Regions from separate parts of the Mus musculus genome. Here region 2 is linked to region 1. A link is a contact called in ENCODE Hi-C or POLR2A ChIA-PET data. All regions are on one chromosome and are shown on one strand. The core of a region is the stretch at or near the end of the contact, and the rest is flanking DNA. Distances in the headings are between cores, read along the strand shown. Region 1 holds the start of Slc38a7 (solute carrier family 38, member 7). Region 2 holds the start of Got2 (glutamatic-oxaloacetic transaminase 2, mitochondrial).

Evidence for each region. Hi-C counts contacts between places; a loop is a spot of excess contacts on that map. ChIA-PET counts read pairs that join two places held with the same protein, here RNA polymerase II (POLR2A).
Region 2: a map of heart shows a loop between it and region 1 (4-fold over the local background). The contact joins the promoter of Got2 here to the promoter of Slc38a7 in region 1. A Hi-C loop is called at or near these places in 9 of 37 maps with a recorded cell type or tissue (adrenal gland, heart, left cerebral cortex and 1 more). POLR2A ChIA-PET finds 5 or more read pairs at or near these places in 4 of 5 experiments (Patski and embryonic stem cell).

Annotation. Positions count from the first base shown.
Region 1 is chr8:95,851,751-95,855,941 of GRCm38, reverse strand. Slc38a7 (solute carrier family 38, member 7) reads left to right here and starts at 2,451. Exons shown (of 12, transcript NM_172758.4): 1 at 2,451-2,470; 2 at 3,035-3,140.
Region 2 is chr8:95,886,419-95,890,609 of GRCm38, reverse strand. Got2 (glutamatic-oxaloacetic transaminase 2, mitochondrial) reads left to right here and starts at 2,209. Exons shown (of 10, transcript NM_010325.3): 1 at 2,209-2,393. The coding sequence starts at 2,305.

The sequences.
Region 1 (4,191 bases), core at 1,202-3,701:
TCTTTCACATACATCCATATTATTGCTTTCTAGTTTAATGTTTCCTTAGGATTCCTGAGTGTGTGAACAAGTGGGTCTCTGATTCTTGTGCCTTTTCTTGGATTCTTTTCCTTGTGTTTGTTTTGTCTAATTCATATGTGTTAGGTTTTGTTTTATCTAATAAGGTTTTATTTTATTCTTTTAAGAAAAGGCAGAACCCTATGGTGCTGGAAATGCTTGATCTCTTTTATGTGATGCAGCCTTACTGCTGTGATAAGCGTGTGTGTGTGTGTGTGTGTGTGTGTGTGTGTGTGTGTGTGTGAGAGAGAGAGAGAGAGAGAGAGAGAGAGACAGAGAGAGAGAGAGAGAGAGACCTCTGAGCCTAGAAGAGGGTGTTAGATCCCCTGGAGCTAGAGCTGTAGGTGCTGTGAACTCTGGGAACTGAACTCAGGTTCAGTATCGCTCATGTGAGATAAAATTTTATAGAACGAATACAACCAAATAAGATGGAAGATTTAAAGAATATCAGCAGAGGGCTGGAGAGATGGCTCGGCGGTTAAAAGCACTGACTGTGTTTCCAGAGGTCCTGAGTTCAATTCCCAGCAACCACATGATGACTCACAACCATCTGTAATGGGATCTGATGCCTTCTTCTGGTGTGTCTGAAGACAGTGTACTCATGTATATAAAATAAATAAATCTTAAATAAAAAAAAAGAATATCAGCAAGGGCTGAGAAGATGGCTCAAGGGTTTAGAGCACTAGTTGGTCTTCCACAGGGGCTGAGTTCAATTCCCAGGAACACGGCAGCTGACAGCTGTCTGTAACTCCAGTTTCAAGGAATCTGATGCATCGTCAAGACATGTGCTGCACACAGACAGAAACACACACACATTAAAATAAGTAAATTTAATAATAATGATGAATATTATTAACAGATTGTGTCAATGTCAATATTCTGGTTGTATGATGTTGTACCAAAGTTCTGTGAACTCGTGTGTTGAGGCAAACTGACACACAGATCTCTATATTATTTCTCTCTTTTTTTTTTTTTTTTTTTTTTTTTTTTTTGGTTTTTCGAGACAGGGTTTCTCTATATAGCCCTGTCTGTCCAGGAGCTCACTTTGTACACCAGGCTGGCCTTGAACTCAGAAATCCGCCTGCCTCTGCCTCCTGAGTGCTGGTATTAAAGGTGTGCGCCACCACGCCCGGCTCTATATTATTTCTTATGTCTGTACTTGGCTCTGCTAATCTCAGTAACATCGCCTCCTTTTTCATCTTGGGCCGGTGGGGTGGGGAGGTAGCATTGCTTCCTGAGCCAGGATTTTATTGTGGAACCCAAGCTAGCTTCAAGCTCACTGCTCTCCTGCCTCAGTCTGTTGAATGCTGGGTTTACAGGCATGTGTCCCATACCCAACTTTTTCAAATGAGAGGTAGACCCATTGAGAGGCTCAACGTGTAAAGGCACTTGTTACCAACCCTGAAGACCTGAACTCAATCCCCAGAAGCCACAGGATGAAAGGAGGGAAGCAACTCGTGAGAGTTGCCCTGTGGACTCCCCGTGCATACTGTGAATGCACAGACACACGTAAGTAAATGTAAAAGGAAAAACTGGTGCTGGAGAGATGGCTCAGAGGTTAAGAGAACTGTCTGCTGTTCCGGAGGTCCTGAGTTCAATTCCCAGCAACCACATGGCTCACAACCATCAGTAATGAGATCTGGTGCACTCTTCTGCCCTGTAGGATACAGGCAGAACGCTGTATACATAATAAATAAATAAATCTTTTAAAAGAGAAAAAAGAAAGAAAGAAAAGAAAAAATAATAATTAAACTAGACTGTGAATATAATTGAAAGATATCGCTCCTTCCTGGGGCTCAGATTCAAGTTCTAGAACCACAAATAAAGAGGCAGAAAAGGACTTCCTTTATAAACGGCATACAGCCCAGAAGCCAAAGCTCTAGGCAATTCACCTTCATTCAATAAGTCGAGAGCCTGAACCGCCTCAAACATTTCCGAAATCTAGCCTTGAGGTTGTAGCCAGGGATTAATGAATGCTCAAACTGACTCTTTCTCTCTCTCTCTCTCTTGTTCAAAGGTCCCTCACACTCCTCAGTCAAAGAAACTCTGGGGTCACTTGCTGTGGCAATGAATGCAGGAACAAACATAATGAGGCCAAATAGCTTTGGCCCGTGGCTCCTGAGGACAAAGATGCCAAACCTCTTAACGCTCTTTCCAGGAGGAAGGAACAGTGTTTAATTTGGCCAAGGGACCAAGTCTAAAAATAACTGGATAAACGGGTTGGCAGAAAGCTAGGCTGGCTCAGAACTATTGTTGGGTTGAGAAGCTGGTGTGGTCCGATGGTGACACTGACTTAAAAACTACAACTCCCAGAGTTTCCTGCGGCCTGTGCTAGCTGGACGGTCATGTGATTCAGGCTCACGTGTTACTTGAGTCGGCTCCGGAACAACGCCTACAAGGTATGTGAAAGGAGGTACGGGAGGTGCAAGGTGGGGTTGTAGGGTTCTTGGGTCTTCAGAGTTCCCCATCACTGCTGAGACCAGATCCCTGTAGGGCTCCACAGCCGTCTTTGCCTGTTGCTTTCTGCTGCACCAGTCCAGCCACACCTTAGCCTGACGGCTCTCCACTCAGTCCTAGGCCAGGATCGAGTTAGCTTTGGAGTTAAAAACGCAACCCACCGCTTTTTCGCCAGGCTTGGGGCTCATCCCAACCCACCCTGGTCAGGTGCTCGCTGTCCCACCTCCTAATGCAATCCAAACCTCGTGTTTCAGTGCTGGTCCCGGGCTGGTCTGGGAACCATGTGAGATCTGTTCCATCTCCGACCTAATAAATAATGTGCATCGTGCTTATAGCTCTGGCCCCGCCAACTGCTCACCGTGACTTTAATGTAACCTCTTTCCTTCGTGTACCTTTTCCCTATTTGAACTGGCACTCCACTCCTTGCTATAGGTTATTCAGAACCACTCAGTGTAATCTCCCACCCCCTGCCCTGGTAGCCAGCTGCAAAAGGTCAAACTCTTCTCTCTTCTGACTGCAGATTTTTAGATAAAGCCTTGAGAAGAACTTGAGGCCAAAAGGGGAGGTGAGGGGGCTCTGACCCCATACCTTTAGGCAGAGGAAACAGCCCTCTTCTAGATTAGCAGGTAAGTTGGGCTAAATGATTGGGGCCGAGGTAAAAGCTCTTAGAGCAGTGAGAGTGGTCCAAGGGATGGGGTTGCTCGTCCTGAGCTTTTGTGTGGTTGCAGGAGAGGCTGGGCAAATGGCCGAGGACTGGGTAGGGGTGCCAAAAGGAAACCTGCTTCCTAGAGAGACTTAGGGTCACGGGACCTTGAAGTATGTTTTTCTGCGGTGTGAGCAATGTGGAAGGGATGGCCTTAGACCTCTCTGGAGCAATGCCTGGACCAGGGGAGTCCCCAGACTGCCTTTACTACTCACCACTGAGATTTTGCTGAGTTGCTGGCTGGGAAGGGAGATTGCGTCATAAGAGGAAGAAGTCTGTGGCCAGACTGGTGTTTCTGATTCTGGCCCCAGCAGAGGGCCCCAGCACTGGGACTGTGTCCCTTAATTGCTGGATGGCAGATGTCCCAGAGCACTTGCACTTCTCTCTTCTTTCCTGGGTTGATGTTCCCAGCTTTGTCCATCATTAGAAGGCACATCTGGGAAGCATCCTCAGGGGCCTATGTACTGTTCTAGACCTCCTCCATTGCGGTGGGCTGACCTTATCAGGAGGGTTGGAGAGTGGTTGTGGCTGAATCACTGCCTTTGTGGGGAGGAAATGGGATTTTAAAACAACAACAACAAAAAAGGTTTATTTATTTTATGTATATGAATACACTTTCGCTCTCTTCAGACACAGCAGAAGAGGGCATCAGATCCCATTACAGATGGTTGTGAGCCACCATGTGTTTGCTGGGAATTGAACTCAGGACCTCTGGAAGAGCAGTCAGTGCTCTTAAACGCTGAGCTGTCTCTCCAGCCCGGGACTTATTTATTTATTTATTTATTTTTATTTTGGTTTTTCGAGACAGGGTTTCTCTGTGTGTCGTCCTGGCTGTCCTGGAATTCACTTTGTAGACCAGGCTGGCCTCGAACTCAGAAATCTGCCTGCCTCTGCCTCCCACGTGCTGGGATTAAAGGCATGTACCACCACCGCACAGCGATTTTTTTTTTAAACTACAGAAAATAAGAATGTGA
Region 2 (4,191 bases), core at 960-3,459, 35 kb before region 1:
GAAATCACTAATACATCTAAGCAGCATTAACTCATGAAAGCTCATCTTTATGTTGATCTGCAAGAAATCTGCTCAATAGGGTGGAGTAACACCCAGGAATCCTTAGGCTATGCAATAAGTGACAGGAAAGGCAAATCAGCTGCAAGAAACAATCCTGGGCCTGGCTTACAGGTTCTGAGGTTCAGTCCATTATCATGGTGGGAGCATAGCAGCATCCAGGTAGACACGGTGCTGGAGGAGCTGAGAGTTCTACATCCTGTTCTGAAGGCAGAGGAAGAGACTGTTCTACAGGCAGCTAGGAGGAGGGTCTCAAAGCCCACCCCACAGTGACACACTTCCTTCAACAAGGCCACATCTCCTAATAGTGCCTTTTCCTGGTCCAAGCATATTCAAACCACAACACATACAATAGTGCAGGAATCCAAAGTCATTGCCAATAGGAATCTAGCCCAAGATTTACTTGCTGGGTGGTGGTAGCACATGCCTTTAATCCCAGCATTTGGGAGGCAGAGGCAGGCAGATTTCTGAGTTTGAGGCCAGTCTGGTCTACAAAGTGAGTTCCAGGACAGCCAGGGCTCTACAGAGAAACCCTGTCTTGAAAAACCAAAAAAAAAAAGAAGAAGAAGAAGAAGAAAAAAGAATCTAGCCTAAAAGCTGGAGAGATGGCTCAGTGGTTAAGAGCACTGTCTGCTCTTCCAGAGGTCATGAGTTCAATTCCCAGCAACCACATGGTGGCTCACAACCATCTGTAATTGGATCTGATGCCCTCTTCTGGTGTGTCAGCAACAGGATGCTCATACAACATTAAATAAATATCTATTTTTTTTTAATCTAGCCCAAGGTCAGGGAGACACATGTGCCAGAAGACAGTAAGTTAGGGTAGACCAGAATGTGATTCCATGTAGGGATCTGGACTTCATGCAACAGCCCTGGAAGAAATGAAGATATCCTAAAGAGGCACTGTGTCTATCAATTTGACTACTGAAACAATGGAACCCAAAGAAATGGCAATATCTCTAGGAATCTCATACTGAAATAAGAAAAGGCCCCAGCCAGAGAGGCAACCTTTCTCCCAGAGAGTCTATACAGTTCTAGCAACTTATCAGATCCATCACCTTATAGGATGGGTTAATGGCAGGCAGGAACACAAGCTGACTGGGAATCTGTTTACGTTGGAATCTCTCATTTGAACCCCGAAGGAAAACTGGATCTTTCTGTCCAACTTCCTAGTGTGGCCACATTGAGTAAAAAAAAAAAAAAAAAATTTCGAGACAGGGTTTCTCTGTGTAGACCAGGCTGGCCTCGAACTCTGAAATCCACCTACCTCTGCCTCCCAAGTGCTGGGATTAAAGGCATGCACCACCACCACCCAGCAAGTAAATCTTTTTCTGCTTTTCACTATTTTACTTTGTTTGAGGACCAGTGACCTGGGCCTGGTTTGCAGCACATGCTGTGGCCCCCAGATTTGATAACAATCACACAGACAACTGAAGTGGCCGGAGAAATTAGACTGGCAATCTATACAGATTTCTGCAAGGCATCCCTGGGAAATAATGGCCCATGTTCAGAGTGAATTCGGTCAACTTGTGGACTTGTCTCAAATTCATTCTCCCAGCCTTTAAAAGCTTATTCATTTCTTCCAAACATAATTATGAAGACTTGATGTGCAAAAGTTTGTCGTTGGTCCTGGGTAATTTTGTATTGACTAATCAGGCTTTTTTTTTTTTTTTTTTTTTTTTTTTTTTTTTTTTTTTAGGGCATAATCTGCTAATCTCACAAGTTAATACTCACAACTGCCCCACAAAATATGCCTGTTGTCCTCTAACAGGGACATGAAAGCATTCTGAACCTTGAGAGACTTGCACTTGGGGAAACTAGTGGGTTGAAAGGAAAACCACACTGGAGCATTAGGAAAAAAAAAAAATACTTCCTCGGGTCAGTTTACATTTTTTTCCTTCTTTCAAACTGGCACGCTAGGCAGCTGCCTCTAGCGTAGCGGATGATTAACTGGAAGCAGAGCGCTGAGCACTGTGGACTGCGCATCCTCACATACAAGCTTCACAGGATTTATAGGCAGCGATTAGCAGTGCCCTTGCGAGTTTCCATGACCTCCGTGGAGGCGTCGTCGTTCTACCCCCGACCGCAAGGGGCCGCTGCGACATGATTCGCTCCAGGCGCAGGGCCGCTCTAGCCACGCCCAGGGAAGTCACTGTCCTCACCTTTTAGGAGCCCGCGCCTCGGTTCCAGCGGACGCTTCCCCAGATCTCGGCTCTACCACCATCCACTGCCGTCTTACCGCCCACCATGGCCCTCCTGCACTCCAGCCGCATCCTCTCCGGGATGGCTGCTGCCTTTCACCCAGGCCTAGCTGCTGCAGCCTCTGCCAGAGCCAGGTGAGCCGAGGGATACAGAGATGCAGCGGCACCGCGGGCCTGCCCCTGCCCAGCCGAACTGTGGACCCTGTGAAACCTGCACCCCACCCCGCGATCGGACACACGTGCGCACCTCGTGTGTCCCCAAGGGTTGACTGTCCCGAGTCTTAGAGTCCAGTGTCTGCGCCCCGGGGTGACCCCAGGACCCCTCATCCCTCCCCTGTATCTCCGGACAGAGGGCCAGCGTAGCCCCCGAGGTGGGAATTGTGGTTCTCGACTGCACCCAGAATCCCATTCTAGCGGGTGATGGGGGGTCCCAGATGTGGACTCAGCACAGTGGGGTGCGGGGCAAGGGGTGAGCACGTGGGCGGTGGCGCTGGGCCATCCTCTAGCCGATTGGCTATGGTGCCGGAGCTGCCTGTCGCTGATTGGCTGTGGTGCAGGGGGGCGCGCATGTCCTTGACCAGCTGCCCTGCGGGACAACAGGTCCAGCTGTCGGGGTCCAGAGGGTTAAATCTGCCAGTGCTGTGTAGAAGCAGCGTGCGTGACGGGGGGAAATGTGACCACATGCAAGGAGGTTCTGGGGGCGTCCAGATCCGGTGTGCATCCATGACCTTGGCGTAGTGCATCCTTCAGTGTCACCACAGTAGTGCCTGATGATCCCCTATCCCCTGACAGACCAGCCTGGCCTTTGGATGGAAAAGGGTTGAAGTGTAATGTACTTTCTTTGTTTTAAACCCTTGGGAGATTCTGTTGACTGGAAGCCATCAATCTTTCCCTGCATTTCAGTCGGCTCTTTGCTCCTTAAAATATTTCGTAACCCAGTTTCTCCGAGCCAGGCACTGGACCAGTTGCTGGTGATGCAGCTGTGAGCAAGACAAGAGGACTGACTTCCTTTTTTAAAAAAAGACAAATGAGTCATCTTAAACTAAGGTGTACTGAAAGTGCCAGGCCTAAACGGGAACTAGTAACTCCTGATTCTTCCTTGGGCCTCAGAAGAGCAGATTTGAGACAGTCTCCTGGAGTACGGCAGACACCTCCCCGGGGCACATACTAACTGGGAGCGAAGCCTACGTAACTTTTTATGCTTGCCTTCTTCCCTTTGAATGTGTTCAAGCATCTTCAAGGTAGTAGAACAGTCTGTCCTTCCCAGAGCCCGTTTTTTTGGCTCCATGCCAATGGGTGCCCTTTTACGCCTACCCACCTGAAGGGGAGGAGAAACGGGGGAGAGTTATTTATGCTGCAATTTGGAGAACAAAAATGAGGTACTTGTATGGGTAGGAGGAAAATCAGTTTTCCCGTTATTTTAACCTTGAAATATCCCTGTTTGTAATGTATATCTATATACCCGAAATACCTGACCTTCACTTAAACTGCTTGGCCCGGTTTCCCCTTGGATGTGACTGCTTAGTGATTTCAGTCTGAGAGCCTGACTGCTGTTTCTTTTCTGTCATTTCCCAGTTAGAATTTAAGGTAAGGGATAGCAGAGACCTTGGCAACTTAGTTCTGAGTTGTATCTAAACGCTTGCTTGCTTCTGTGTCGGGGTTACGTAGCCCTGGCTAGTCTGAAACTTACTATGTACACCAGGCCTGCCTGGGACACAGCTGCAGTCATTTTACCTGTAGCTTTCTAATGTTACTACAGCTTCCTTCTCCCTTCCCCCAGGGATAGAACCCAGGGCCTCAGTGCATACCAGGCAAGCACTGTGCCAGAGATACAGGCCTGGCCCGTGAAATGCCTTTCACTTTGTATATTTTTATTTCAAGCCCTCATTTTATAAACAAATACAGCATTTTTTTTTTTCATTTTTAGATCAAA